Linked DNA regions of Homo sapiens: region 1 is linked to region 2. The links are chromatin contacts, found by Hi-C or POLR2A ChIA-PET in ENCODE. All regions are on one chromosome and are shown on one strand. The core of a region is the stretch at or near the end of the contact, and the rest is flanking DNA. Distances in the headings are between cores, read along the strand shown. Region 1 holds the start of MRPS33 (mitochondrial ribosomal protein S33). Region 2 holds the start of IFT56 (intraflagellar transport 56).

Evidence for each region. Hi-C counts contacts between places; a loop is a spot of excess contacts on that map. ChIA-PET counts read pairs that join two places held with the same protein, here RNA polymerase II (POLR2A). Pooled maps may share reads with other maps.
Region 1: a pooled map shows a loop between it and region 2 (11-fold over the local background). The contact joins the promoter of MRPS33 here to the promoter of IFT56 in region 2. A Hi-C loop is called at or near these places in 1 of 37 single-sample maps with no recorded cell type and 5 of 50 pooled maps. POLR2A ChIA-PET finds 5 or more read pairs at or near these places in 1 of 52 experiments (H1).

The regions. Positions count from the first base shown.
Region 1 is chr7:141,013,159-141,016,400 of GRCh38, reverse strand. It overlaps MRPS33 (mitochondrial ribosomal protein S33), which reads left to right and starts at 1,449. Exons shown (of 3, transcript NM_053035.3): 1 at 1,449-1,490. RefSeq lists enhancers at 921-1,120, 1,641-1,690, 1,153-1,798, 2,941-3,010 and a silencer at 1,268-1,576.
Region 2 is chr7:139,132,125-139,135,282 of GRCh38, reverse strand. It overlaps IFT56 (intraflagellar transport 56), which reads right to left and starts at 1,505. Exons shown (of 18, transcript NM_024926.4): 1 at 1,423-1,505; 2 at 491-628. The coding sequence starts at 1,425. RefSeq lists enhancers at 1,489-1,668, 1,386-1,680.

The sequences.
Region 1 (3,242 bases), core at 200-2,699, 1.9 Mb before region 2:
CTACAACACCAAGTTTGTGGTATTTTATTATAGCAGCCTCAGGAAACTAATATGAACCCCCATGAAATTGACTTAATAAAAGTGATAGTGCAAAGTACCTAAACAGTCACCTGAAACTCTATATACCTAGCTATGTTTCAAGAAAGATTTATGGTAGCTTATAGTAATTCACAAAACATTGATAACACCAATAATTCATACGTGAAAAGGAAAAAACAGGAAGGATATACAAAACGAAGCCAACAAGGTTTATGCAAAAAATATATATATGTGTGTGTATATATATATATACACACACATATATATAGCTCTTGCCTCGAGCCAATTAAAATTTGGCTTTAAACCAGCAGCTTACACGTAAAGGAAGTCTTCTTGTTTATATGATTCAGTGGCCATTACATAAAAACAAGCCAACTCCACAGAAACAAGTACAAAAGACAAGACGAAATTTCTCCCAGGAGTTTCGCTCCTTAGGACTTCTTTTCTGGACTGTAGCCATGTATAGGATACTCATTACCCCTTTGTAAACTTAAATGTAGTCACTAGACCCAACTTTATAAGGCTGTTTACTATATCATATAAGGCTGATAACATGTCAAAACTTAACTTGATAAAAGCAAATCCTATAGCATAGATTGATTAGACGTCAAATTCTAACTTAAAAGTAAATTCTGTAGGAGGAAAGAGGGTGTAAATACAATACCCACTAGGTAGGCAACTCACTACCGATATTAATTCCAGGGTACATTTTGAAATATTTATAAAATGCCTTGAACGATACTCAGAAAACGAGTACAGTTTCCTCACCCAAACTATCAAACATTGAGTAAGTGCTGCATACAATGCCTATGGGATGTGGCTTGCTTGAAAACAGATTTAGTATGGGGTGAAATACTCACAATGCTTTCTACTATCTGCCCAGCGAGGTCTAAGATAACTACTGAGGAGACAAACGTTCCATCCCCTACTCCCTGAAGAAGCTCCTGGGTCAATGGGGGAAAGCGCTCCTAACCCAGTAGCAAGGAAGGCTTGCAGCTAGGGATCCTAATTAACTATTAGAAGATGAGCAGATAGATGGAAGGGGAGGGGGATGGCGCCGCAAGTCGGTCAGAAAGACCACACGGCACACGCATCGCCATTGCTTCAGAGCTTTTGGAGGCAGGTCTGTAGCCATTCCCACCAAAACATACTACCGAACCGTGCATGCCCTTCCAGGAGAGCCAGACCTTTCTAACTCTCCCCAGCCCACCACCTCCCCGGGTCCTCCGCACAGGCGGCGGCGCTAGCCTTACTGCGCAGGCGCCAGGTACACCTCGGAGGCCTCAGGAGGGGGAGCCAGTAACTCCGGGTCGTTCACTAGGGCTCCGCTCTAGCTGCCAAGCTTCCGTTTCTCTACTGCTCCCCGTAATAGTTGCCTGCGCGAGCTTGGAGCCGGGTAGAGGGCGGGCCTTCCGGGACGAGGGCGCGTGGGTGAGGAAGGTCAGGTCTAGGTAAGGCTGTCGGTGACTTTGGGGGTCTGCAGCAAGGGGCGATGGCTGCGAAGTCTACGGGGGTCTCCAACCTTGTAGAGTCGCCAGGAATAGGGCGAATCCACTTCATTAGTGACCAGCTCGGGCGGTTCACGTGCATCACACAAATAACTTGGCCTTTTTCTGCCTCAGTTGGGGGATTTCTTAAACGTAGAATACCCGCGTTTCCGCTGCCGTAATTTCCTCTCAGGCGCAATTACTCTCTTCCATATTGGTTAACAGTAGAAGGCTCAGTTTCTCTGCTCATCACACGGCCTTCGGCACTGTAGCTTTGGGTGGTGGGCTGCAGATTAATTTTGTAACCACCTTAAGAAAAATACGGTAAGGTGATATTTAAGAAAAATATTTGCGAAATGCGCTCCCGAGTCAAACATCGGTTGACTTGACAATACTACAGTTTCCATCACAGTCAGGCATGATCGAGTCAGGTGGAGGGAGTTGAAGATTGTTCTTGATGAACTGAATGCAGCTAATACATTTTCAGTGCCGTTGATGCCTCTATGACTCCGTAAAATAATCGGTACCGGGTTTTTTTGTTTTTAAGCATTCTGTTGAGATTGTTTTTATGTTTAGATTGTTTCTATGACAACGTGTGTACACTGTATGTGAATTCCTTGGATCCTGATGGTTATTAGGGTGGGCACTGTGCCGTGAATTTTGCATATTAGCTTCACATCGCAGATAGTATGACTGTCCTCGTGTAGTCGATGAGAGAACCTGGCAGAGAATAAGCACCATTACAAAAACGACGTGGCCATTAAAAGGCAGAGGCGAGATTCCAACCAGCTTTTTTATTCTGCAGCTGGTGCGTTCTGCTAACCAATGGTTTTTGGGAAACTGGAGAAAGCTCTCTCCCAGAACAATTTACACACACACATACATACACATATCGGCATACAGATGTACACTTCCACTGTTTTCAAAACGCTGAAGCACATCCCGGTTAAGAACTCTTGCACTTCATCTTTACCTTTCAAAGAGAAAAGGCAAACCTAATACAAAGCCACTTATTGAAATAATCTTTTAAATGCATCAGACCTATCAAAAAGATCAAAGAAGTTTGCCCTGTTATGCCAAAGTAAAAATATGGGAATTTTCTTCTCATGTGGGCTTAATTTGTTTTGCTCAGCACATTTGAGTAATTTGTTTTTGCTTAGCATTTTCAGCTCCAGTTAACTTTTTTCATGAGAGTACAGTTTTCTTTAGTTCACATTTAAAGAAAGGTAACACTTAAAGTGACTTGTACTCCCCGAGAATGGTTTCATGTGAATCAAAATGTAATTGACATGCACGTTGTAAGAAAAGCTCCCGTGTTATTCTTCGTGAGAGACATGTGTCTGTGCACTGTGGAAGGAAACAACAAAGCAGTGTCATTGGTAATTGTTAAAACCACTTTCAGTTTCCTCCTGTTTAGCAAGTGGGCCTTTGTTTCTAGTAAGGGATTCAGGTTTGAAAAGGCTTATTCCCTTTCTCTGTCATAAAACTTTAGGACTTGGATTTTATGATATAACCATGTTCCAGCCTATTCTAGTGTGACCTTTTTACTTACAAGTTATGTATCCCAGTAATTTGCCACATTCCAAAATGGGCATGGACATAACAGCAGCATCCTGTGATGGCTTCAGTGACTACTGTCCTACTGAGTCCCTTCCTCCTCCTGGCTATCTTGTCAAGTTATCAAGGTGCTGGTCCTCTCCCTATGTTTCTCTGGCT
Region 2 (3,158 bases), core at 256-2,755:
TTTTTGAGACGGAGTCTCGCCTTGTAGCCAGGCTGGAGTGCAGTGGCATGATCTTGGCTCACTGCAACCTCCGCCTCCCGGGTTCAAGCGATTCTCCAGCCTCAGCCTCCCGAGTAGCTGGGACTACAGACACGTGCCACCATGCCCAGCTAATTTTTGTATTTTCAATAGAGACGGGGTTTCACCATGTTGGCCAGGATGGTCTCGATCTCTTGACCTTGTGATCTGCCCGTCTCGGCCTCCCGAAGTGCTGGAATTACAGGCATGAGCCACCGCGCCCGGCCAAGTTTAGTTTTTTAGTTCGTTTTTTATCAGGTTTATAGCTAACTTGGAATCTGGAATCTGTGCCTGACTAGATTTACAGGGGATTTGTACAGGAAGCCCCAGAATGCACCCACCTATTTCAAGAGCATAGCAAACAGCATTCACCCAAGCATTCATCTACAGTCTGGTATTCATACACTAAGAAGCAACGTTCTTTGGGCATTACCTCCAACAGGGTAATAGCTCCAGTGAAATCTCTTTTTGAAAGTAGCTCCTCTAGTTTTGGAATCTTCCTACCTTTCTTCTTTCTTTTGTCAGTGTGCTGTACGCCTCTGCCTACAGCAGGTTTGGCCCTTGAAAGCATCTGTAAAAGAAACAAAGACAGCTGTATGGTCCAATTCTGATTATCAGATTTAAACTGAGAGTGACAGCTCTGTAATTTATAAGTCAAGGCCGGGCACAGTGGCTCATGCCTGTAATCCCAGCACTTTGAGAGGCGAAGGCGGCGGATCACGAGGTCAGGAGTTGGAGACCAGCCTGGTCAATATGGTGACACCGCATCTCTACTAAAAATACAAAAATTAGCCGGGCGTGGTGGCATGCGCCTGTAGTCCCAGCTACTCGGGAGGCTGAGGCAGAAGAAACGCTTGAACCTAGAGGCAGAGGTTGCAGTGAGCCAAGATCGCGCCACTGCACTCCAACCTGGGCGACAAAGCGAGCCTCCATCTCAAAAAAAAAAAAAAAATTATAAGTCAAATCCTTAACAACGAACCCCAGGGAAGCCTATTCAAACTCGTTTTGTAACAGGTATTCTACTAGAAGAGCCATCAGCCAATACTTAGGAAGGACCAAACAGCTACTCCCAACTTTTATCTTCTCTGGCTAGAGATGCTTTCGCATTGCTTCTGTCATCTCAGCTTTCCCTTCCTCTGCTTCCCATCCCACGAGTGGTTTAAATGTGAGTAAACGGAAAAGCAGGAGGGAAGAAAGCACCGAGGTATTTACAGTTGCATCCCTGTCCCCCGTGGGAACACAGGGAGAGCTGGGGATTACTCTCTGCGGACACACCTAGACTTCACACAGAAGTGTGCTGGGAACCTCTAATCGCCAGCCTCAGGACCTACTCAAAGTACTCCCTTACTATTCAGAGCCACTAACCATCTTGACGTCGGTCTTGTGAGTCCCCACCACACAGCGAAGGCCGCGCCTCAGCGTTTCGCCGCATCCACACAGCACGTTCTGTCTCCACGGTAACCCCGCCTGGACGCTGGTACGAACGGGAGAAAAGCTCGTTGGAGAACCAGCGCCCGCGGCTTCTTGGTTCCGTGCAGCTTCTGCCGCGGAAGAGCCGAGGTTCCTCTTGGGAGGAGAGCGTCGTTCTCTGGGCTGAGAGCGAAAGTTTGGTTGTCTCTATTTATGAGTTTACTTTAGGAAAAGGCGAATTGGAATGGCATTGTTTTTCAAATGCAAGTTTTCTGGGAAAGAAATTTTCAGGGACCACTTCTGTTTGGGGCCGTGTTGGACTCCATAGCAACCCTTGACTATGTGCACCGCAGAATCTTGGTCTCTGGCTGGTGCGGGAAGCTTAGAAAATTTCTGCTGAAGGAGTTGTAGTTCTGTGATTTGGAAGCAGGAGTGCACCAAAATACAGTTTCCTATTTCCACAGATACACCTACACACAATAGAGAACTGTAATAAATATTTGTCGATTGGATGACTTAATTTATCTATCTTACTCCTGAACCCAGTTAATACAGGGGCAACCACAGTCTTTAAATTCACGAAATCGTGGAATGTTAGAGTTGGAAGGGACCTTACAGGACCTCTGGTCAACCCCTCAGAATTAACAGACTGAAGAACTAACATCTTGTTAGTTAACTAATGTCAGCCTAAAATAACCAAAAAGCTCAGGGATCCAGTTGAAAGAGTTTATTCAAGTGCAAAGTGTGAGGGCGGCTATCCCGGGAACCACTGACAGCAAAGAATGGTGATCAGTGCTCCCTGATGCAGGGAAAGGTGAGGGTCATTTATATCACCAAAAACAGGAGTGCTGTACGTAATTACAGCATTTTCTAGATGAGGCTAACGTACACAGAAGATTCAATTCACTACTATTGATTACACTGTAAGGGGGTTGTTTAATATTCTATTGTAAAGAGGTAACAATCACAAGGGTCTCTATCTCCAACGTCATTTAGTCTGAATAAAGAATAAAAAATCTGGTTAATATATAACATCAACACAAAGATCAGGAAGCAACAGTCATGCACCAGAGAAGAAAAACAGCCATGTTCTGTGATTTAGTTTACAGGGCTTAACTTTTCCCCTTGGCATAGTACGTTTGGAAAGTGCTGAAATTTTCTTTTCACATTTTCCCCTTTTCTTCAAAAGCTTTCAGAGAAAGCATTATAGAAGAATTATATTCTCAGGCCGTGTATTTGATCAAACCTCATGTCACTAGGAAGGCCCCTTCCTGGCAGTCACATCCCAGGGAGGAGGGGAAATTGGAAAGGACCAAGTCCGAATTATAAAGCAACAAGAGAAAGTAGTTCTGGAACCTGATTCAGGCTACACGGCTGCCTCTTCAATCAAACAATTCTCTGAGTAGTCTTTGTTCTACACATTTTCTCAGCTGTGTGTTGACCCAATTGCAGATAAATACCATAACAGCTCTGCAGACAAAGGCAAGACAAAACACAAACTATGATAATTCCTAAAATACATAACAGCTTTTGCCACCAAGTTCCCCAAGATCCAAATCAATTACTTAACCAGTAGCTTAGAGAGGGTTTTGGATCCGAAAGGTTAATTATTAGAGTTTTTCAAATCAGTTATTAATTTGGTGACGTTATTTGATTCATCTGGGATATAAACACAGCATTCAGTTTCTGTC